3 separate regions of the Homo sapiens genome follow, and all the other regions are linked to region 1. A link is a loop called in an ENCODE intact Hi-C map of the cell type or tissue named here. Cell type or tissue: PC-9. All regions are shown on one strand. Links, peaks and the distances in the headings refer to the core of each region. The heading gives the core; the rest is flanking DNA.

Region 1 (8,515 bases), core at 321-8,320:
ACTTAGTCATGCCATAAACATTATTTCTTTAAAAGCTTAAGTTAAAATTCTTTATGTGTGATGGTCTGCCCTCTCCTGGGCCAGAGTCATATACAAAAAAAAATCTATTTGACTTGTAAAAAGAAATTCATCTCCAAAACAATAAAGTATCTTGCAAGTTAACTTGGTATTAAAATCTTAATAGGTATTCATGAGTGTGGTAATTTCTCACAGATTGCGGCCGTTTTTCAAATATTTGAGGAGTTCTTAGGTGTAGTTGTTCTATTCATTTCCTACTTATGTCCCTTTATTTTATTGCAAAATAAACACAGCTTGGCACTTGACATTTTCCCTGACCCATCTTTTAAACATACATTAGATGTGAGTCATAGGCAATGAACGGAACTCGCATTTTTGCCCACATATTTTTACGTTAAAAATGTTTTCATAATACATGTAATACAAATGTATTAAAGAAGAAAGTTAGAAAATAGAAACAAACAAACCATGAAAAATTACTTGTAATCACATCACAATGGTATAATCACCATTAATATTTGGGAGATTAATATTCCAGATATTTTATATATATTGTAATATATTAACTCCAAAAAGGTACTTATTTTATTTTATTTTTTATGTTTAATTTTTATGGGTACATAGTAGTTGGATATATTTATGGGGTACATGAGACATTATGATACATACATGCAATGGGTAATAATTACATCAAGGTAAATGGGGTATCCGTGCCCTCAAGCATTTATCCTTGCTTTACAAACAATCTGATCCCATTTTTTAGTTATTTAAAAATATACAATTAAATTACTTTTCACTACAGTCACTTTGTTGGGTAAGCAAATACTAGGACTTATTCGTTCTTTCTAACTATTTTTTAATACCCATTAACCCTCCCCAGTTCCTCTGCACCCACCCCTTACCCTTCCCAGCCTCTGGTAACCATTCTTCTACTCTCTATGAGTTCAATTGTTTTGATTTTTAGATCCCATAAACAAGTGAGAACATGCAAAGTTTGTCTTTCTGTGCCTTGCTTATTTCACTTAACTTAATGACCCCCAGTTCCATTTATGTTGTTGCAAATGACATGTTTTTGCAAAAGATCTCGTTCTTTTACATGGTTGAATAGAGCTCCATTGTGTGTATGTACCACATTTTCTTTATCCATTCATCTGTTGATGGACAGTTAGATTGATTCTATATTTTGGCAGGCATGTCACACGGCCAGAGCAGGAGCAAGAGAGAAAATCCAGGGTAGAGAGCATAGGTGTTACACACCTTTAAACAACCAGATCTCATGTGAACTTAGAGTGAGAACTCACTTATCACCAAGGGGAAGGCTCAAGCCATTCATGAGAGATCCACCTCCGTGAGCCAAACACCTTCCACCAGGCCCCATCTCCAACACTGGGGATTACAATTTAACATGAGATTTGCTGGGGACATATATTCAAACTATATAAGGTTGTTTATTTGAAGTTTTCTTCCTTTTTATATAGGCACTTATATCTATAAACTTCCCTCTTAGTATTGCTTTTGCTGTATTCCATGGGTTTTGGTATGTTGTGTTTCCATTATCATTTGTTTCAAGAAATTGTGAAATTTCCTCCTTAATTTCTTCATTTACCTACTGGTCATTCAGGAACATACTGTTTAATTTCCATGTGTCTGTACATTTTCCAAAATTCTTCTTGTTGGTGATTTCTAGTTTTATACTGCTGTGATTAGAGCAGATGCTTAATATTATTTCATTTTTTGAATGTTTCAACACTTGTTTTCTGTCCTAACATATGATCTATAGACAAAATGATCCATGTGCTGAGGAAAAGAATGTGTATTCTGCAGCTGTTGGATGAAATGTTTTGTAAGTATCTATTTGGTAGACTTGGTCTACAGTTCAGATTAAGTTCAATGTTACTTTGTTGATTTTCTGTCTGAAATATCTGTCCAATGCTGAAAATGGGGTGTTGAAGTCTCCAGCTATTATTGTATTGAGGTCTATCTCTTTCTTTAGTTCTAATAATATTTTCTTTATATACCTGGGTGATCCAGTGTTGGATGCATATATATTTACAATCATTACATCCTCCTGCTGAAATAATCCCTTCATCATTTATAGGGACCTTCTTTGTCTCTTATAATTTTTGTTTTGAAATCAATTTTGCCTGATGTAAGTATCATAACTCCTACTCTTTTTGGTTTCCACTGACATGTAATATCTTTTTTCATCCCCTTATTTTCAGTCTTTTTGTGTCTTTATAGGTGAAATGTGTAAATGTGTTTCTTTTTCTTTTCTTTTTTTTTTTTTTTTTTTGAGACAGAGTCTCACTCTGTCACCCAGGCTGTAGTGCAGTACTGCAATCTTGGCTCACTGCAACCTCCGCCTCCCAGGTTCAAGTGATTCTTCTGCCTCAGCCTCCCAAGTAGCTGGACTACAGGTGTGCACCACCACGCCCAGCTATTTTTTTTTGTATTTTTAGTAGAGACGGAGTTTCACCATATTGGCCAGGCTGGTCTCGAACTCCTGACCTCTTGATCTGCCTGCCTTGGCCTCCCAAAGTTCTGGGATTACAGGTGTGAGTCACTGCACCCGGCCTATTGGTGAAATGTGTTTCCTATAGGCAACAACTCACTGAATCTTGTTTTTTTTGTTTTGTTTTGTTTTAAAAATCTATTTGGCCACTCTATGTCTTTTGATTGAAGAGTTTAGTCCATTTACATTCAATATTAGTATTGATAAGTAAGGACTTACTCCTACCATTTTGTTATTTGTTTTCTGGTTGTTTTATGGTCTTCCTCTCCTTTCCTTCCTGTCTTCATTTTAGTAAAGATGATTTTCTCTGGTGGTATGATTTAGTTTCTTGCATTTTAGTTTTTTGTGTATCCATTGCATTTTTTTTTTTTTTTGATTTGTGGTTATGATGAGGCTTGCAATATCTTAAAACCCATTATTTTAAGCTGATAACATCTTAATACTGTTTGCATGAACAAACAGACAAAAAAAAAAACCTAATAACAACTCTACACTTTAACTTTGTCTCCTCTCTCTTTTTTTTTTTTTAATTATACTTTAAGTTCTGCAATACATGTGCAGAACATGCAGGTTTGTTACATAGGTATACACGTGCCATGGTGGTTTGCTGAACCCATCAGCCCATCATCCACATTAGGTATTTCTCATAATGCTATCCCTCCCCTAGCCCCCGACTCCCTGACAGGCCCCGGAGTGTGATGTTCCCCTCCCTGTGTCCATGTGTTCTCATTGTTCAACTCCCACTTATGAGTGAGAACATGTGGTGTTTGTTTTTCTGTTCCTGTGTTAGTTTGCTGAGAATGATGGTTTCCAGCTTCATCCATGTCCCTGCAAAGGACATGAACTCATCCTTTCTTATGGCTGCATAGTATTCTATGGTGTGTATGTGCCACATAGACTTGGAACCAACCCAAATGCCCAAGAACCAAATGTATGTCTTTTTTTAAATATTTCAATCTTTTCATTAAATGTATTTGAAAGACTTATGAATTCTCTCTCTGTGTTATCTTGAATTTCTTTGAGTTTCCTCAAAACAGCTATTTTGAATTGTCTGTCTAAAAAGTCACATATTTCTAGTCCTCCAAGATTGGCCCCTGGTGTCTTATTTACTTCATTTGGTGAGATCATGTTTTCCTGGATGGTCTTGATGCTTATGGATGTTTGTCTGTGTCTGGGAGTTAAAAATTTGGGTTATTTATTGTAGTCTTTGCAGTCTGGGCTTGCTTGTACCCATTCTTTTTGGGAAGGATTTCCAGGTATTCAAAAGCACTTGGGTTTTTTTATCTAAGCTGTATCTACCTTAGGTGGCACCCCAAGCCCCATCATGCTCTGGTTCTTGCAGACTTGTAGAGTTACTACTTTGGTGGTCTTGGATAAAATCTGGACAAATTCTCTGGATTACCAGGCAGAGACTCTTGTTCTTTTCTTACTTTCTCCCAAACAGAGTCTCTCTATTCCTCTGTTCTGAGCCACCTAGATCTGGGAGTGGTGTGACACAAGCATTCCTGTGGCCACCAGCTCTGGGACTGCACTTGGTCAGACCTGAAGGCAGCACATCACTGGGTCTCACCCAAGGCCTGATGTGACAACAACCTGGCCACTGCCTGTTTTCTCAAGTTCCTGGGGCTTTACAGTCAGCAGGTGGCAAAGCCAGCCAGGCTTGCGTCCTTCCCTTCAAGGCAGCAAGTTTCCCTAGGGTGGAGTCAGAGGTGCCGTCCAGGAGCCAGAAACTGAAGTCAAAATCCTTAGAAGTCTACCTGATTCTATTGTACTGCAGCAGAGCTGGCACTCAAACCATGAGTCACAGTCCTTCCCACGCTTTCCTCCCTTTTCCCCTGGCAGAGAGGCCTCACCCCATGGTTACCACCCCCACAGACCCAACAGAATACTGCCAGGCTACTGCAGATGTTCCATTAAGGCCTAGGGGCTTTTTAGTCAGCGTATGGTGAATGCTGCCTGGCCCAGAACTCAACATTCAGAGCAGTGGGATCCCCTCTGGCCTAGGATAGGTCCAGAAAAGCCAAGGGCTGGAATTGAGGATCCCAGGAGCCCACTTGGTGCTTTACACCCCTGTGGCTGAACTGGTACCTAAGGTGCAAGACAAAGTCCTCTTTACTTTTTCTTCTGCTTTTCTCACGCAAAAAAGTTTCATGTGAAGCCAGCAAGTCTCAGATTCTCTCTCAGGGCCCACAGTGTCCTACCTGGATACCACTGCTGGTTATTCAGGGCACAAGGGCTCTTTAGTAAGCAAGTAATGGATCCTGACAGGACTGGGCTTTTTCACTTGAAGGCAGCAGGTTTCCTTTTGGCACAGGGTATGTCTAGAAATGTCATCTGGGAGCTAGGGCCTGGAAAGGGGGCCTCACAACTCTGGCTGGTGCTGTATCCTACTGTGGCCGAGCTGGTAAGTGAGATACAAGACAAAGTCTTCTTTACTCTTCCGTCTCCTGTCTTCAAGCAGAAGGAAGGAGTCTCTTTTTAAGCCATGAGCTGTGCAGCCTGGAGTTTGGGCAGAGGTATAGCAAGCACTCCCTTAGCCACCCTGCCTGGTGTTTCACTTGTTCTGAGCTCAGTTCAGCCCTAGGACTTACCTAGGAGTTGCAGTCCTTATGGCATAGAGTGTTTTCAGTTTGTTTAGGGCCCTGGAATGCTTTAGCCTATGGCGATGAGGCTTGCCAGAACTGAGTTCCAACCGCTGGGATGAGTGATTCCCTTTTGGCTAGAGTAAGTTTAAATACTCCCTCTGTGGGCAGGCCTCAGCTGAGTTCAGCCCAGTTTTGCTTTCTGCTATGACAGGGCAATACTGAGCTCACTGCAATATCTCACAACTACTGCATTCACCCTTTCCCAAGTGCACAGATTCTCTCTGTGCCATGCAACCACTGCTGGGGGATGAGGGAGGAGTGGTGGTGGCAATTCAAGACTCTTTTCTACCTGATTCCAGTGCCTCTTTCAGTGATATGAAGTTAAAATCAGGTACTGTGAGTGCTCACCCAATTTTTGGTTCTTATGAAGGTGTTTTTCTGACTAGACGGTTGTTAAATTGGTGTCTTTGCAGGCGGGATGATTGGCGGAATCTTCTATTTGACCGTCTTGCTCTACTCCTCAAAAAGTTATTTGTTTTAATAAAGTGGGATACAGAATACATGCTTTTGAAATCTTTAATGGAATACATCAAGAAAATAGCACGTAAAATATTTCATAATGCTAACTAACCTTGTAACGCTATGTGTGTCTTCTGCTCAATTGGATAGTAAGTAAGCTCTTTTGGGAAAAACACTGAGCTAAATTAATTTTTAATTTCTTTTGAACTTCAGAATTATGTACAAGAATATATCCTCAATATTTTGGAATAATCTCGTATAAATTTTCCAAATAGGCTGACTTTGGAAAGTATGTCCTATAAGAGACAAAGAAAACAACTCTAGAATCTATCCCCTCAATATGAGTGACAGCCAACCAAGCAAAATAAGTCTAAGTAGAGGATATCAGGATTTCAGCTATAACCATGATTAGAGAAGGTGATGTGCATACAAAGTTATATTGACATGGTGAAATAACTATTTGAGATTAAATAGGTAAGTTCAAATCATTTTTTTTATTGTGGCTTATTTATAGTTCCCCTGTAATTTCTACTTTACTCTTTACAGTTTTGAGGTAGAACTTCTCAGCCTATGTGCCCTCTCTCTGGCATAAACAGAGAGATCTACTTACTGGCATAAAATTTAGACCCCAAAGTGTATTACTCAAATATGCTGAAACTTTATTTCTCCCAAATAACATTAATGAGTAGGCTGAAAATTTGACAAGGGAGGTCTGCTCCACCTAGTCGCTTAGAGATCCAAGCTGCCAATGTTCTGTCAACTTTAAAATATGCCTTCCAAGGTCATGCTTTGTTTGAGTTTTATCCATTCTGGTCAGGCCTAAAAGGGTTGAAAATAAATGAGTGTTATAGGGTCTAGGGCTGGAATTGGCACATACCATTTTTATTCACATTCTATGATGGAAACTTAATAACTTTGCTATACCTAACTGTAAAATAGCTGGGACACTTAGTCCAACAGTACTCTTAAAAGAGAATGTAGATTTTGGTGAGCTGCTAGCAGCCTTTTCTGTGTTCCTTCCCATTTTATTAGTGATGTGTCACCCTCTCTTCACCCTCATTGACTTATCAGTGGTGAATATCTGACATATCACAAGCTTCTAACATATCACAAGCAGGAGAGAGAGTGAGGGTGGGATGAGAATGAAGCAAAACAATGCGAAAAAGGACACGAGGCAGAGACTGAATTTCTGTTGACTTTGCAGTTGCTGATCCTAATCTCTTTCAAAATAATGACCAGTTAGTCTGGCTGATTCATGGGATAATATCCTTTTGATTAAGACCAATTTTTAATTAAGCTTACTTAAGTTCATTTTGTTGCTTTAAAGCATACCTTTTAACACAATTATATCAGTGAAAACATTTTTACCGATTGGGAAAGAGTTAGACAGTTATTAATCCTGTTCTCCCACATGTTAACTGGATGCCTTTTGGAAAATTATACCTTATACCTTATTGAGTTTCTCCCCATCTGGAAAATGCGAACAATAATCTGCACCTTTCATTATCACTGCAATTTTTAAACAGTAAACCAAATAAAGCACAGAGTACAGTGCCAGACATATGGCATATACTCAGTAAATGATATTTCTGATGATAGTAATGAGGATGATGTTGATGGATGTTGACAGATATCAAATGGCACTTGTCCGGTATATTTTTTCAGTTGAACTAGTGGCTTACAGCTGTCCATGAGGTTATGTTTTCTCTGATTTCCAGGTGAGAACAAAGCCAAGAGAAGTGTATGATGTTTCTAATTAAGAACCTGAACTATTTTGCCAACTTCTGTTAACTGACTATAGCCAAAGTTCTGCTAAATGCAAGAAAAGATTTTAGAAAAACTCATCCTAAATCAACTAGTGCCAATTCTGCAAGGGGAAAGAATTTTTGTCATTTGTTTCATATTTTTTGGCCAACATTGCTTTAGATCTACTTTCCAGAATATGATTATATCAATAACTTAACATTACTACAATCTACTTCTTTCTCGAAAAGCTAAAAATCTGAAGACTAAAAGATTTGAAAATATGTCTGTTATTCCTAAGAAAGGTAAAAATGGAAGGTATAATTTAATCTGTCTAACTCTACTTGATCAACTCACCGAATTAACCATTACTCCCTATAACAGATGCAACTGAAGTGTACTTAATTTAATCCCACTTAACAAAGTCACCCAATTAACCAACATTCTTCATTCCTACTATAAAGTTGATAGATGTTCACATAATTCTGCAATCTCAAAGCTAATGGATTACTTTCTAATATTAACATATGCATAAAATAAATGTTGAATGGGGAGCAAAAAATGATTGAAATAAAGCTGAAAATTCTAGAAGAGTTTGGCACCCAGAGTGCTTAACACACATGCACACACACATATACAAACACACACTTACTTTAAAATAGACTAAACAGGGAAATGTCAATGCTGCCTTCTAGGCTTCTGGTATCTGCATTAAGATGATGAAATTCTAATCAAGCAAGCTGTGATCAAATTCAAGTTCTTCGCAATGAGTCAAAATGTTGTTCAATGACTTTACATTCATATGTATTTTAGCTTTACCAGTTTAAGTGATATGTCTTTAAAAATGATATTTCTCTTTAACTTTTTTGATTAACTTGTTAGTTGCCTATTCCAATCTTGTTGAATGAGAGGGGGATTACTCTCCTGTTACTTGGTGCTTTTTGAACTAGATTCTTGTAGCTTACAGAATATTTATTGACAATACCTAGACTCTTTGATCATCTTTTTCATCTAACTCATATGAACCAGGCCATTGAAAGAACTATCAGTTGCTCCAGGAATACTGTAGTGTGTTTAAATATCAAAGAAATGGAACCATTGCATAAGAATGCTTCCTATTTGGGATGCACACAGTAGT
Region 2 (8,257 bases), core at 1-8,000, 310 kb before region 1:
ACTCCATGCTTTATCTTCCATAGATAAGATACAGCTTCTTCTTGCCATGGTGCCATGAAAAGGATCCAGAAGGTTCCCCTTAAACAACATTTCCTGAGTGACTGCTGCAGCACCAAGAGTAATGGATATGCCAGGTCAGCCACTTTTCCTTCCCAGCAATATTAGCAGCAGCAGCAGCAGCAGAAGCTGGAGCAGACCATTTAGACCCATCTCCTTGCAGGATGCTAGCCAAAGCATTCTTATTTACACCTACAGAGAGTTTGCCCGTACGTCTGCACCTTTTTCAGAGTGTCAAAACAGGTGTTTTCCTGTGATCATACTGAAAATCTGCTCCCCAAACGAGGTGATGAATACACTGTTACTATGAAATTCTAAGTTTCTAATTCTATGGAAAAACATGCTCTTAAAAGTTTACTTTATTATAAGGAAGACTTGATGAATCCTTTTTAAATTTTCATTCATCCTTCTCATTCCCAATAAGCAAATAATTGCCCTAAAATTTCCTGTTAATGAAAGAAAGAATGTTACCATATAAAATAAATGTCATATGCAATTTTGGTCATTTCTTTCATAATATTCTATCTGCCATCTTGGCACAGAAACAATTTTACTGAAAATTCTAATGTTTTCATAATCAATACTTCCAACCAATGGGAAAATATTAGGTCTCAGACCTTTATTTTACAGAAGTAATGACTTCCTTGCTCCATATTTCATTTCCATTTTGATGTTTTTGATTATTTGCTTTTCTTTCTAGTGGCGTTCGACTTAACCAGTGGCTACAATGTGGCTGGACAACAGAGTTAAGCAGGTTCCAACATTAATAATGCATTTACCTAACTGATTTATCCAGAGCTAAAATCCTATAGATATAAAAAGCCATCTACAGTTTTTTTGTATAATTTAAATATCTCAACAAAGGATAAGTAAAATAACAGGTTATTCTTTTCCTAATCATTTACCTATTAGAGAAAAATTATAAACACCAAAGCATGTGTTCTTTACACAGCAGAGAATAACACTCCTCATTAGCAAAACTGAAAACCCTATATAGGCAGATTCTAAGTATAAAAGTATTGCATCACAGTGTTCACTTCATCATGACAGAATTAATAAAACAATAGCTAACACACACTGTAGACTCATTAAGTGCCAAGCACTGTTCTCTGTGCTTTATACGTGTTATCCCATTTAATTTTCACAACTCCTCTAAGGATTAGATATTAGTACTGCTCCCATTTTGGAAACAAGGAAACTGAGGCTTAGTTAGGTTACATAACTTCTTCAAGGTCACAGTGATTTGAATGAAGATTATACAGTTCCAGAGCTGGAGCTCTAAATTATTTCATTAAAACTCCACCACTAATTTTGATTTTCATTTATTTGTATATTGCACATTTATTGTTAACGAGACAGACATTTTAAAATGTTTACATAAAATTAAGATTTAATAACAGCAAATAATATCAATGGTAAGGTAACATTGTGTGCCCTGAAATTCCACAAGTTCTTTACATGTATTAACTTATTTAAGAGTCACAATAACCTAACAAGGTAGACACATTGCCATTTAATAGGGTATATCTGATAAATCTGAGGCATATAATGTTAAGTTGCCAAAAGTTATACAACTAATAAGTAGCAAAGATGAAATCTGGACCCAGAGAATGCAGCTCCTGAAATTGTGGTTTTATGCCCACTCTCTACTGACACTTGAAAACTGATGAAGTGTTAGAACTCTTCAAAAACAAGAGTAGGAAATGTCGTGTTTGGCCAGAACCCTGGTGGCAGGAGCATCTGATATCCCTGTCTTTTTCCAAAAACCTAACTGTGTACAAATATGCACACAAACTTATCTTATATGTGTCCATTTCTCTTAATGATATTTACCAGCTTAAGAAATTAACAAACATTTTATGTGATTCTCAGATTTTTCAAATCAAGGACAAATTCAGTTTTCACATTATTTTTCAAGTGTATCTTATCTTCGGAGGCATTAACAGGGCAGTAACATTATTACCATCACTGTATCTGTCATTCTGTTTTGGGGGATTACCATTGTTGCCAATAAAACTTACATTTCATTCCCATCCTTGGCAAATTAATTTAGTTACATGCAGGGTCCAAACAATAATTATGAGTTTAGAGAGAGCTTCAGAAAGCCAGCGATCATCTGTAAGGTGTGGGCTGAAACCAACATTGGAGGAAGGTACGGCCTTGATTATTCAGCAACTGAAATGACTTCCTTTAATTAGCTCTTGAGGACCCAAAGTGGGCCATCTGGGTTAATTTCAGTCAGCTCAAATCAAGCACTCAGGTCCCCAAATGTTAAGACTGAGAAGCCAGAAGAATACTGAAACCAAGCTATTTCTTTAGTTTGGCAGCAAGTCTAACTCTCTGGACTAATTTTGGCTATCTTCAGCTTTTTTTAAACTCTAACCTAATATAAACTAGTGTGTGCGCATGCGCGCGCGCACACACACACACACACACACACACACACACACACACACACACACACAAAACCATGAAAACTTCAAAGAGAAAATACTCTTATGGTGAAGGCACCTCCCCTCTGTCAGAATTTAGCCATAAGCTGTAAGAAATACAGCCATTTGGTGGCATTTACTAAAAAGAACTTATTTAGGTGCCCATGTGGCATAGCTTGAGGTGGTGTGTCATTTACAGTTTATTTACCTTCAATTATTTTTATAATCAAAAGTTATCATAGAAGGAAGATGACAACTCTGTACCTAATTGCTAGACAACTACATTTTTTTGCAGAATTTCTTGGGTAGTCATGTTATATATTGCACCCACATAAGCTTGATTTACTCTTTGGCTAACAACAGATTTAAATTTGTTTCAGTCTCCAACTTTAACACTGAATTTAAGCAAAAATTATTCAAAAATTCTAGAAAGCACATTTTGACATCTTATGAGTGAGGAAAACAAAGTAACTCCACAGGCTTTTACATAAGATAGATCATAACAAATGATTTTTCTGACCTTGGCATTACCACGTGATAGACTAGGAGGAATCATGACTCTTTTATCCAGTCATCTAAATAAACATAGATAGATACAGACATACAGATTCCAACTGCTCAACTTAACCATTATAGCTATAGTTTTTATTTCTCACTGATGTCAATGGCAATGCAATCAGCTGCATTAAAGTTTCTGATCATTTTAACAAACTTCATTTTTAAAGAGGTATCAAGGCCGGGAGCGGTGGCTCACACCTGTAATCCCAGCACTTTGGGAGGCTGAGGCGGGTGGATCACTTGAGGTCAAGAGTTCAAGACCAGCCTGGCCAACATAATGAAACCCTGTCTCTACTAAAAATACAAAAATTAGCTGGGTGTGGTAGTGGGGAGGCTGTAATCCCAGCTACTTGGGAGGCTGAGACTGAAGAATCGCTTGAACTCAGGAGGCAGAGGTTGCTGAGATCATGCCACTGCACTCCAGTCTGGGCAACAGAGCAAAAACTCCATCTCAATCAATCAATCAATCAATCAATAACATTTGAAGTAATACATGTAAATGAGTAAGGTAACAGCTTCTTATTCATCAACCCTTACTGGGTCCGCTTCCTTTTATTTAATTCCTTGGACATGGCTTTACCGAGAAATAAATGAATTAATAAGCATAAACTCTAGGCCATACTTAGGTCAAAATAAGTGAAGTTACAGTGAGCTCCTCAGATTCTTCTAGAAAGTAAACAACCCATCAATCTTTAATACTAAGTCATCTGAATATGAACTAGCATCCTAAAAGTGAAAAGCTCTAATGGTACATTACAAATTCCTGAGTCATTTTGTCCTCACAACTTTATGCTTTAAATAAAACTGGCTAAAGAAAATCTACAAGTGACTCAGTATGACTTAGTGTTTCCAAACCAGGAAAAGGAAGGACTTTCAGTGTTTGAGATAAGGTTTTTTTCTGTAGTTTGGAAAATAAACATTTCCTATTCAGTTATGCCCAGGGGCAGGGTGTGTGTGTGTATGTGTGTATGTGTGTGTGTGTAGGGGAAGGAGTGTCTGTGTGAGTATGAAAAGAGAAGAAGAGCAGGAACGAGGGAGTAAGACAGGGAAGGAGAGAGGGAGAAGGGAGAGAAAGAGAGGGAAAAGGAGAAAAAGAGATTTTTTTAATCAGTATTTGGTGTTCACGTAAAATGGTTACTTTCTGCAAAAGTTACCTCAGCAAATTATGTGTAAGCAAGCCATGGAAGCACTGCAATTTGTAATAAAATCAATGGGAATGGCTTACCTGACTGTATATAGTAGATAATCCTTATCTATGGGGAATACATTCCAAGACCCCCAGAGGATGCCTGAAACCATGGACAGTAACAACCCCTAAATATACTATTATTTTTCCTATACATACCTACAATAAAGTTTAATTTATAAATTAGGCACAGTAAGTGATTAACAACAATAACTATAATAAAACAGAACAATTATACTGTAATAAAAGTTATGTGAATATGGTCTCTCTCTTGGTTTCTCTGTCTCAAAATATCTTATCGTGTTGTACCATGGGTAACTGAAACTGCAGAAAGTGAAATTGCAGATAAGGGGGGATTACTGTATTGCATTCTGTACTGCATTTCCATGAATTCAGTGACACACAGTGATGTATTCCATGTCGTTATAGCAAATAATAATCTTAGGTGTCTAAATTAGACTGAATTTTTTATTTCAATAGGCATAAGCCATTTTCTGCACCTAAATGAAAGTAGCATTTTTTTTCCTGATATAAAAATGGGCAGATTTTTGTCCTGGTGTCATGCTAATATAACCCCAGAGGTGGCAAGCATAGTGGCTCAAGCCAGTAATCCCAGGACTTTGGGAGGCTGAGACAGGAGGATCACTTGAAGCCAGGAGTTTGAGATAACCCCAGAATTATCTACTTTATTTAAAGTACATTTTAGCTGGGCAGTGGTGTGCATCTGTAGTCCCAGATACTTGGGAAAGTAAGGCAGAAGGATCGCTTGAACCCAGAAGTTTGAGACCAGGCAGGACAACACAGATTCAGTCTCTAAATAAATAAAATACCTAAGAACACTCAGAGTGGCTGAAAATGTGTTCAGCAAAATCTGTTCCACTAATGTCCCTAATAACGTCAGTAGAGACTAGGGATTAATGAGACTACCAATAAACACACATACACACACATGAACATACACACAATGTTTACTATCTTGTTTTCTGTTATAAGGATTGCTAAATATTTTTGTATGATATAGACAGTTACAATTTATATTTTTTAGAGAATTCATAGAAATAATCCTTAAAATATTTAGAGATTGGTACTCCTTTGACAGATAAATAAATGCAAAAGTGAAAATTATTTCAAACCAATAGCACATATATCCCATGATATCCACAATGGTTTTATTTTATCCATCACTTGAAAGTAAAAGAACTTTGACCGGTTTTGAAAGAAATTATATATATATTTCTTATATATATTATATATTATATATGACATATATATTATATATATATATAATATATAAGATATATATATATAAGATAAAATATATATGTATATTTCTTGAGACAGGGTCTTGTTTCATTGCCCAGGCTGGAGTGCAATGGCTGATCATGGCTCACTGCATCCTTGACTTCCCAAGCTCATGCAATCCTCCCACCTCAGCCTCCTGAGTAGCTGTGACTACAGGTGCTCACCACCATGCCTGGCTAATTTTTTTTCTTTTCTTTTCCTTTTCTTTTCTTTTTGGTAGAGACAGAGTCTCACTATGTTCCTTGGGGTTGTTGCAAATTTCTGGGGTCAAGAAATCTCCTGCCTTGGCCTCAGAAATGTATTTTCTTGATTTGCATTTGACATTGCTGTCTGACCGAAACCAATTCAGCTCCACAAAGGAGTAAATATAAGTCTTTTTATTTTAACAGGCATTTTATAATCCCTAACAAAAATTTTTCTCCATTTTTTTCTTATTGTTAACATAAAATTTAAATTTTGATATTAAATGCTACCAGTATTATTCCTTTTTCAAAGCCCAGTTTAGCTCCCAAATAAGCTCACATCTGTCTTTTAGCCCTAGCACTTCCAGTTCCACATTCCTGTTTAAAGTACTTCATCCCCCTGCCCCTACCTACTTTTTTCCTTCCAGAAGTGACTAATCTTCCTGTTATTCTACTCTGTCAGTTTTTCCCCTAGTATTCTTTTCATGTTGCATAATGTTTACTTTTCACTAGCTCCTTCTATAATTTTACTACCGTCTCCCTTGGTACTAGCCTTCCGTTTTCAACAGATTAAAATAGCCAATATTTATGTATTAGCAAACTTTTTTGTCAAGTTTCGTGCTGTTCAGATTAAGCTATTTCCTCAAGTCAAAAATACAACTAATCTTTTGATAGAGTAAATATTGTTTTTAAAAAAATCCATATGTTGACCTTCAAAGTTAAATTCAGTGTAAGTTTTAGAATTAACAGATATCACAATTAAAGGGCTAAGATTTCAAATTTCCTGATAAGGTACTCCAGCAAAGCAAACAGAATATCACTCCTTTTAAAGATCTCCTTCTTCCTAGTACTTCTCCGTAATGTCATAAAGCATGTTAGCAAAGTCTTATAAATACAATGTAAACTTTTTCCATTCTTCTAAATTTTAGTTATAAAATACATTTTAATTATATGTCAACAATTTGCCTCAACCCTAATCTCAAATATCTAGAACAGCTATATCACATTATCTAAACATGAGTAAAAGCTGAGTTTCTGCTTTAGAGAAAACATCTCAGAAGATGTTTAGAATTACAGTAATTACTTAAATAATTACCTATATTCTAAAATTCACACCATAGTATCACATACCTAATAAAATAACAACATAACATAACCCTAGATTAACAGTGCATCTTTTGGCAGATTCAATATTATATCATATTTTTTGTGTCAGTCACAGGATCCTTTGGAGAAAATAATGTGTTACTAGTCTTACTTACATTTTCTATCAATATAAAACGTTCACAAGCCTTTAGAAACTGTACATTTTCTAAAATCCAAAATTACCCTTAATAAATCTTGGCAAAACACACACTATAGGAGATAAAGACATCCCTAAAATTTCACTCTAATTTACTGAAAATAGAAGTCAAATTAAATTCAAATGTTGGCTTACATTAAAATAGCACAGGATCTTATAATTTACTTTTAATCTTGGAGGAATTCTCATTATTCTCTCATCAATTCTTCTTCAAAAAAATAAATTAATAAAAACTTCCTTGTTTGTCACATACAGTGTCCTAAACAGAAACATCTGATTTTTCTTTGGGTCAGCAAGAACAACTTAACTTCCAAATTCCTTTATGGCCACTATTTTAGACACTAAGACCAAGAACTCCAAAGAAAGCTATAAAAAAAAATGCTACTATATGACTATATAGTAGCATATATATATATAGAAAAAAATATAGTATATGATACCAAATATTATAGTTTACAAAACCACATTCATATACAACAGGTTCAATTTTTTAAATCACATCACGAGTGGAAAAGAAACCCAAACTATATATTCTAGGAAAAAAGCAGCCGGTCACAGTGGCTTAAGCCTATAATCCCAGCACTTTGGGAGGCCAAGGCAGACAGATCACTTGAGGCCAGGAGTTTGAGACCAGCCTGGCCAACATGGGTGAAACCCCATCTCTACCAAAAATACAAAAATTAGCTGGGTATGGTGGCCCATGCCTGTTATCTCACCTACTTAGGAGGCTGAGGCAGGAGAATCACTTAAACCTAGGAGGCGGCGGTTGCAGTGAGCCAAGATCATGCCACTGCACTCAGCCTGAGTGACAGAGTGAGAGTCTGTCTCAAATAAAAAAAAAGAAAGAAAGAAAAGAAAAAAGCAGGGCTCATATCTACATCCTCAGGGACTAGCACAGAGCTTGATAAAAAAAGACAGATGCCCAATAAATATCTTCTGAGTAAATAAATTCAACCATACAGAGGCACATTAATGATAAACAAAAAGGAAGGAAAGAAAACTTTTTTGATAATATTACCATAGGAACAATGTTATCAAAACATATTAATCAAAAAAAATTAGGAGAAGCAATTCAAATAATTTATCAGCCGAGCGCAGTGGCTCACGCCTGTAATCCCAGCACTTCGGGAGGCCAAGGCAGGCAGATCATTTGAGGTCAGGAGTTCAAGACCAGCCTGGTCAATATGATGAAACCCCATCTCTACTAAAAATACACACAAAAAAATTAGCTGGGCAT
Region 3 (8,257 bases), core at 1-8,000, 240 kb before region 1:
CTTAGGCATCAGTACACTGGCTATTGTTCCTTAATACATTTAACACATAGTCATTGACTGCTGATTATGTGCCAAGGGCTGTGCTTGGCACTGGGGATAAAGAAGTTATTAAGTCTTTTGCAAGGTGTTCATAGTCTAGCGGTTGGGGACAGACGTGAGGGAAAAATCACAGTTGGAAAAGAGCGTAGCAAATGAAACCATTCAGTTAAATTCAACAAACCCTGCGTGCTTACCATGTGCCAAGCAGATGGCAAGGAGGATAGGACTGGGCAAGGCCTTGCTCCTCACGGACTCCCAAGCAGCTGGCAAATGGTAAAACTACCTGATACTTGTTAAGAGCTTCATGGCAGAAAGAAAGTCAGAAAAAAAGTCATGAAAGGCTATTGGACAGACAAGAGGCTTGATCAGAAAAACACTTTTAACAAATATTGTCCTAGCAACATGAGGAGAAAGTTTGTTGTTCAGATTTTTCATGCTGTCATTATGGAAAGCTTACTACATGTCAGGTTTCTTTCCTAGAGGCTGAGGCTTCCTTGGCTTGCCTCAGTGAATCCCAAACTGGCCTTGCAACTCTCTCTCTTTGCCTCCCCTAGGCTTTCGGTAACAAATCCTCAACTAGGTGATAGGAGATTATCTGATTAAAGTCATTCACACTAAGGCGAGAATGAGGCTTAATCCCTCAAGAGCGTTTGCTTTAACAAAGGATAGCTTGTTAACCCTAATGAACTGCTCATTGGAAGAACTCTGCAGAAGGATCCCTCCTCCTCACCTTCCCAGACTTGCCAACCCCATGTCCTTCCTTTTTATTTGTCTTTCATGAAGCAAAGGAGTAATGAAAGTGTTAAGGACTCTAAGGTCACACATTATCTCCTTGAACTTAAAACAAGAGGTATGTGAGGTAATTATGACCCCATGCTCATAATGAGGAGACTGAAACTAGGGCGGTGGTTCTTAACCCTGACTACATTTTGGATAGGCCGGCTGCAACTCAGACAAATTAAATCAAAATTTCTGGGAGGGGCATCCAAGCGTCTGTATCTTTTTTAAGCCCCTTAGATGATTTCAAAGCGCAGCCAAGGTTGCCAGCTTCTTGCCTAAACTCTGCAAGAAGCTAGAGTTTAGGAAATGGAAATTAACCAGAATAGGTAGCAATCCATTGACCTGTTCCATTTTTTCCTTTGGCAAGTAAAGTTTATTTGGCTCAATAGAAACAGAATTATCTGCAGGAAACTCGATCTCATATAGAATTAGATTTGGGTAGGCTGGTGCCCATATGCATCTAGAAATGAGGGAGTTAGGACTAGCTGTGGATAGCTAAACTGGTGGTGCAAGGTGGTACATTTTGTCATGCACATGCTTGGAAGTGGTGCTTCTTAGGCAACCAAAATATGTTTCACTTTATGCCGGGTAAGCATTAGTGGTCCATAGGATTAAAAACAGATAAGACAAAGAGTTAAGATCACACAAAGGAGAATCCTACATATTCTAAAATGCTTAGTTTGCTGTTTGTTTAAAATTCTATACCCTGTCTCTTGCTAAGAAATTGTGATTATAAGCACCCCCTTGAGAGTGACATCAGAGCCTCTGAGAGATAAAGTGTGTCCTTGGCCACTTCCTTTTGAAGATATACATATCTTCACCAGTTACATACTCATACATGTAATTATGTGTATTCAACAAAAGCTATTCTGTACATTCAATATATTTTATAAATTCGTTCAATAAATTAACATAGTTAAATTATAAACACAAACAAGTTAGCAGAACATACCTCACTTGAAACTCATTTGAAGATAATGCTAGACATCTTAGTTTATGGCCTTCGTGAATGTGCCGTCAGTCCAGTTGACCCTCCTGGCCCCACCTGGATGGATCTGAATGCCCATGTTTCTGCAATGGGCTTAGCAATGAGTAACTGCTGACAGGGCCTGATTCCATCGAGCCCTCCCAGTAATGAATGTGTTTTTAGACAATGTGGAGCATTCTTTTCCTTTTTCAAACTTTTCTGGCCATAGGTCACCAGCTCACCAGTTACTGCTGCATTTTCATTCTAAACCTTATTGCTATCAACTTTCCTATCCAGTCTACAATAGTCACTGAGCACCTGGCATAATTCCAGTCTTTCCTAGAGTCTGAGGCTACATGGTAAGAAAAACTAGACCTGAAGCCTCTTGAAATATGCAGTATAACAAGGACAATGAATATGAAATGGTAAATAATTATGATCAACTAAGTAAATAATATAAATGTGCAAAATTTAGTGAATGAGAAAAATGAGAGTGTGTATCTGGTGAATCTAAACAGATAAACAATTATAATTATTTTATTGCTCTCTCCCTTTTTTATTGAATTCAAATGTCTCACATTATAGTTGAAAGTCTTCACAGTATTTGTACTACATGTGCACATTGAATTCTTCTTCATTTGTAAGGACAGAATTCTATTACTAGTTGCATGAAATAGTGACTATTTGTGTTAAGTGGCAAGGTGTCCATCACATAGCCTCTAAAGGCAGGGTCGGAAGAAATCTCTGACTGATCATTAGTACTATGCTCTTGCTGTTGCAGTCTTTGGTGTTACTGTCATTCACTTCCTGGGCTTAATCTTTTAAGGGTATGATATCTACAGACAAAGCTAGCCAGCTTATCTTTGATAACTTCAAGAAGTACAGCATGTCGGCTTTTGGATTAATATTTGAAAATAAAATAAAAATTTAATTTTATTATCACTTGTTTTGTCAAAAATCAAAGGCTCTTTTAAAATCTTTTTTGGCTGGATGTAAAATGATTTTTTTCTGTTTCTGGATATAAGGTAACCTGTGCTTATTTTGAATGATGTATCAAGTGCCTTTAATAGAAGTTTAACGATTCTGTTCAAGTTACTACTATAAAGATGTTTATGCATAGTTATTCTAGACTAGCAAAAGAGCAGTAATCTATAACTCCCACCCACATACTTACTCCCATGCACAGTGTTTCTTCCTTCTACAGCTTTAAGACTCCCACGCTTCTGCAAAAGCACTTTCCTACTTGTCATTTAGTCTTTACAATTAAGTAAAGAAAAAGTTAATTGTATAAAAGAAGCTGGTTTCTTGGACCTCTCTCTTTATGGAGTTGTACTCTCTAAAGATAGCCTAAATTATAGACTTAGCCAGGACAGTTTTTCCCCTTCGGAGACCTTTGAAGTTTGTTTATTCTTACAAAGCTCTGGAAGGCTCGTCTGAAAGAAGCTGTAAATAATTTGCCAAGGTCCCTAAATACCAAGAAGCCCACGTGGACACTAGAAGGTGTCAACTTTTCTTGATTACTCTTGAACTTGTGGGAAAGGGAATGTTTGGCACCAATATCAGATTCATAGAAGGCAGCCAAAATTAATTGTTAGAAAGAAGGTATGCTTAGACGATATGTGGCATAACTTTGGGCATTTTCCTTCCCATGATGAAAGAAGCAGCCGATGAAGTAAATCTGTTTTGTTTATGACTAGATTACTCAGTGACTAAAAGGAAAACACTGTCTACTTTGGGGTTATTGGCAACAGATATATACATACCAAGTATGACACATGGGCTAGTTTCCACTGGCAGTAGTTATTGATGTTGCAACCTTGGTCTTTGCTGCAACCTTGCCCTGCTGCCTTTGTTGTTGGCTGCTCTTGGCAACAGGGCATACCCACCTCCCCCTGACAACCAACTTGGTGCAATGGCCTGCACATGACCCACACACTTTTTAGAAGAATCAGGGCAGGAAAAGATTAAGTGTAATTTCCCATGGCCTTGGCTATTAGACATAAAGACAGGCTTTAGAATCTGTTATTAGGCATAAGATTTTGGACAATTTTTTCCTAGTCTCAGGTTCCTGCAAACTTAAAATGTCTACCTTGTGGAATTATGATAATAAATGACTTCATGAGAATTATCCTAACATTGATCAGGCCTTTGATAAATTACAGCTATTTTCATTATTTAAAATAGTAATTAGAAATTTTAAAATACAGAATATGTTTTTTAAAAAATAAGCTCTTGTTAAGCTTCAAGTCTCTTCAAAATATGAGGATTCAAATCAAATTACAAATTTTAAGAAATATATAGCTATTTTCTACAAGATGGTATAGGTATACAGAGATACCTTTACAGTTTTTATATTAGGTAGGATGTAATTAAAAAGGAGCCCAAGATGTTTCCTGAAATGATTAACAGGAACTTTAGAAACATAACTATTGATTGGTCAGTGCACAGGTTTCTTTGGTCGAACTTTTCTCACCCACTTTACAAGCAAAAACATGAGAAAGACAAGTCAAATGAAGCCAAGCAAATGGTATCTACCACATTAACGAAGAGTATAAGATGCACAGTTGCATGAAAACCACTTCCTTTAGCACTATATTTCAAAAATTTTTTTTTACTCCGCCAGAGCTGTCGCCACAGGAAGGAAAATTTAGTTGTCTTCTTGCTTATTTAAGGAACACAAGTCAAGAGATTATTCCAGGCATTACTTCGTGTTTTTAAGCTCTTACTCCTACCTCCCTGAAAAATGTGTCTCCTGACTTCATCAGAACAAACACACTCAGAATTTTAAGAGGAGAAAATAATGATTATGTGTTGCTAAGTACTATTTTAGTAACAAATGCTTGGGCCACTAAAATTATGACATCACCCACAGAAAGAATAACATTTACACTTTTGAGAGATTTTTTTTTTTTCCTAACATGATGGGTCACCAATGAGAGGAGGAAAGCCAAATAAAGGCACAAGGAGAGGCCTCTTGGCTCTGGAGAAGGCATCCTTAGCATCCTCTTCTGAAGGGTGATCATAAGCCCCAAGTTAATTAAATAGGCCCAATGTCTGCCTGCTCTTTCTGTATTCCCTTCCTGAATCTAGTTCATGTCAACAAATGTGTACTATTATTGTAGAAAATCGAATGCTCTCATACTTTTAATAGGTTTGCTTCTTGGTTAATATGCCCAGGTCAGGAAGTGGCTTATATTTCAGGAGTGCTCTCTAATACTTATTGCAGATATTCAAGCATTTATTCTCTCACACACACGCACTTAAAAACCGCACACTACCTCACACTCTGCAATAATCCGATAGTATGGTGGTCATCATACCCACATATATACATGATAAGATAGAATGCATTGCTTAAATAGCACATAAGTCATCTATAATCCTCCACACCCTGTAATACCAGTAGCACAATGGTTTTCTATTTGGAGGTTGCCAGGAGCACTCAAAAGTAAGCTTCTGGCTCCTACAACAACACATCCAACTGCCTTGGGGACAACATGATTGTCATCCTTCTAGTACACACTCAGTCCAAGGCCAGGTAATGTTTTTTATGGGCGGCTTTTAACCTGAACCAGAAATAGAAGAATCTATACTTGTTGTTATTAACTTCTTAAGTATGAGGGAAGGCCATTTTTTCCATCATTCCTAACAAATAAATATTGAGCTTGTTTACTCAATTTAAAAAGAGTCTTTTCAGTAAGCTATTCTGTATTCTTTCTCCAAATCACAGCCCTCAACCTCCTACCCCTTAAAGGAAGCAGTGTCCAACTAACAGAGATTTAAAATGTAGTGATATGATTCATTTAGATCTCTTAGGATAATAAAAATAAATCATAGGGAATATAATTACCATGGAAAATGGCAGAGTAATTTACGTCTACTTTTAAGGGGAGCGGGTTGATGTTGCCAGGGATTGCTATCCCTAATCCCAATAGCTACTGGGATTTGGGAACAATAAACAAGGAAACATCTGTGGTCTCTGGAGGCTAAAATATAGTTGTTTCTGTAGTCTTTTCTGCTTCATCCATGCAGAAACTAGGTTGCATGATGACACCATTATCAGAAATCAGTGTACATATCTTCAAATGGCCAAGATTAGAGTCAATTATTCCATGACAATTTTTGCTGAAAACATTGAGTTTACAAATTTAAATAATACCTGAGCCCCTTTCACTTTTATCCAGGTAAACTTGGCTTATCTAAAATTCACCTAAATGTAATAATTTATCTCCTATGAAACTTTTACCTATGTAGTAATTCCTGTTTCTCTTCATACAACAGTTTTTCCAAGACTGTGTTAGCCAGAGATAATGGTCATTCATTGCATTCCCATCCCCAATTAAGACACGTGCACGTCCTTGCAAATGTTTGCTCATATGTGCAACTCCATTCCTTGGTCTGCAGTCTATGTGACTTGGCCCTTTCTCAACTCCAGCTCCTGAGCTTCATCTCCCACCATCCTTTGAGACCCAGGCTCTTTTCTACTTCTCAGATATGCCAAGCTCATTCTGGCCCTTGCGCTGGTCAATCACTCTTCCTGAACTACTCTTCCTGGAGTCGTCTGCATGGTGCTCTCAATCCTCTCACTGTTCAGGTCTTAGCTTAAATATTACCTTTTCAAATAGGCCATCTCAGGAGACCACCTACGTAAAGATGATTTTCCCATCTTCTCTTTATCCTTTTACTATGCTGGATTTTCTTCTGGTCACTATCACTATCTAGAAGTCCTTTAAAATTTTATTTCTTTACTAGTTTACTCCATTCTTTCCCCACTAGACTGAAGGCTGCTTGAGGGTAGAAACTTGATCTTGTCCGTAACTATTTCCCCAGCACCTAAAATAGTGCCCAAAGTATACTGCTTGATATATGACTTCATGAATAAACTCACTTTAAAATGAAAACAGAGCTTCTTGCAAGAGTTAAAAATCCTCTCATCACATAACCCACTTCCTGAGAAGAACCATAAAGTCAGAGCCACCAAATATCTCCTGTGGTAGCACTATAGGAGATAATGCTCAATATTAAAAAGGCTCAATATTTTAAGTTAAGGCTCAATATTAAATTAATGTAATATTAGAATATTTTTATTTCTTTGAAAATTTTCTGGACTCTTCTGAAAATTTATTATCACAACTTTTCTCCACCTAATGAAACAATTTCAATAGTTCAGCTTTAAACCAGCTACCTCCAGGGAGCCTTGTAACCATCAATACACCTGGAAGTACAGTTCTAAATTATTTTGATCTTTCATGTGGCACCTTCTATTTTTTATGCTGTGTCTTAAAATCTATTTCTTTTAATATTTACTCCACCAAATTGTAAGATTTCTGGCTTAGGACTGCATCATAATAATCTATAAATTCTTAACTGTATCTAAACCACAGATTTACCTACTTTGCTTCTCAGAAATTAAGTGGTATAGGCCATATATAAATATGATGCAGATCCAGTTTAGAGATAGACACACCAGGATCAATTGTGTGACCTTTATTAAGCTACCTACCTCTCTGAACTTCTATATTTTTCCTTAAATCTGTAAAGTGGAAATAATAGTACTTATTTCATAGGACTGATGAGGGCATTAAATTCGTTAATCATGTGAAGCACCTGACATGATGATACAAAAAAAGTTTAACACGAAATAGCAGAGCTATTATTGTTACTAACTTTGCAATTATCATCATTATCATTGGTTTTATTATTATTTAGGGCCTTATAATCTCAAAAACTTAGTTATATGTTAATACATATAACTAACCTTGATATTTTGGATGTACAAGAAAAAGAATTTTCCTAGAGTAGTTTTATAATCCATTTCAAGATCAAAAATAGAACAAGGAAGTAATTACAAAAAAATATTGAAAATAAGCATAGATGTGAGGCCAGCATAGGCAGATGGCTAATCAGGAAAGGATTCTGGAGGGAGATTACTCTTCCATGTAGTTGAGGAAAACAATGAACCCTAACTGTCAAGGAAGAGTGGGTGCATGCTTTTCTTGGGGGTGAGGGCAAGGCAGGACAAGGGCAGAGGCAATGGGGCAAGAAATGCAGAGGTGTTGCACCCCAGGATTCTAAAAAGTTAGTGGCAGTCACTATGAACTTATCTCTTTTTAGCTCAGTGGAAAATTGCCAGCACAGAAAAAAAGAGAACTTCTCTGTCTATTTGTTGTCTCCAAGGACCACTTTTTGGTCTCAGTTCGTTTGACTCAACACGGACAAAATAAACTACACCTGACATTTGCATGGCAGTTTAGAGTACTGGCCCCTTGAAGACAGTGTTGGAAGATAGTTATTTCTATTATGCTTATCAGAAATGTTGAGACCTTTTACTTAATCATTGTTTATTTACTGAGCACCTACTATGCTCCATTTATTTTACTAGAAAATGTAAAGGTAACATGAACAACAAAGGCCAAGTTTCTGCCCTCATGGAACTTACAGTCTAGTGAAAGGAACAGATAACAAATAATT

The links. Hi-C counts contacts between places; a loop is a spot of excess contacts. Peaks named below come from ENCODE experiments on the same cell type or tissue, not always from the same donor. Only the 100,000 strongest peaks of a DNase experiment are listed, where the experiment ranks them.
Region 2: a loop joins it to region 1, with 7 times the contacts of the local background. A loop is called at or near these places in 3 of 110 quality-filtered maps.
Region 3: a loop joins it to region 1, with 5 times the contacts of the local background. A loop is called at or near these places in 11 of 110 quality-filtered maps.

What each region holds. Positions count from the first base shown.
Region 1 is chr3:152,017,935-152,026,449 of GRCh38, reverse strand. No RefSeq gene overlaps it. Among named protein-coding and RNA genes, the nearest start is that of AADACL2-AS1, 94 kb to the right of the region's middle. RefSeq lists an enhancer at 4,248-4,357. In PC-9, for the core only: no CTCF peak of the experiment used is centred there; DNase peaks (open chromatin) are centred at 4,219 and 6,799; H3K4me3 peaks cover 259 bases; H3K27ac peaks cover 2,805 bases.
Region 2 is chr3:152,326,958-152,335,214 of GRCh38, reverse strand. The region is part of intron 2 of MBNL1 (muscleblind like splicing regulator 1); the gene reads right to left. Among named protein-coding and RNA genes, the nearest start is that of MBNL1-AS1, 61 kb to the right of the region's middle. In PC-9, for the core only: no CTCF peak of the experiment used is centred there; DNase peaks (open chromatin) are centred at 3,884 and 6,164; H3K4me3 peaks cover 507 bases; H3K27ac peaks cover 4,912 bases.
Region 3 is chr3:152,253,939-152,262,195 of GRCh38, reverse strand. It overlaps a transcript of MBNL1 not described here. Among named protein-coding and RNA genes, the nearest start is that of MBNL1, 11 kb to the left of the region's middle. RefSeq lists an enhancer at 398-1,087. In PC-9, for the core only: no CTCF peak of the experiment used is centred there; a DNase peak (open chromatin) is centred at 3,555; H3K4me3 peaks cover 973 bases; H3K27ac peaks cover 1,059 bases.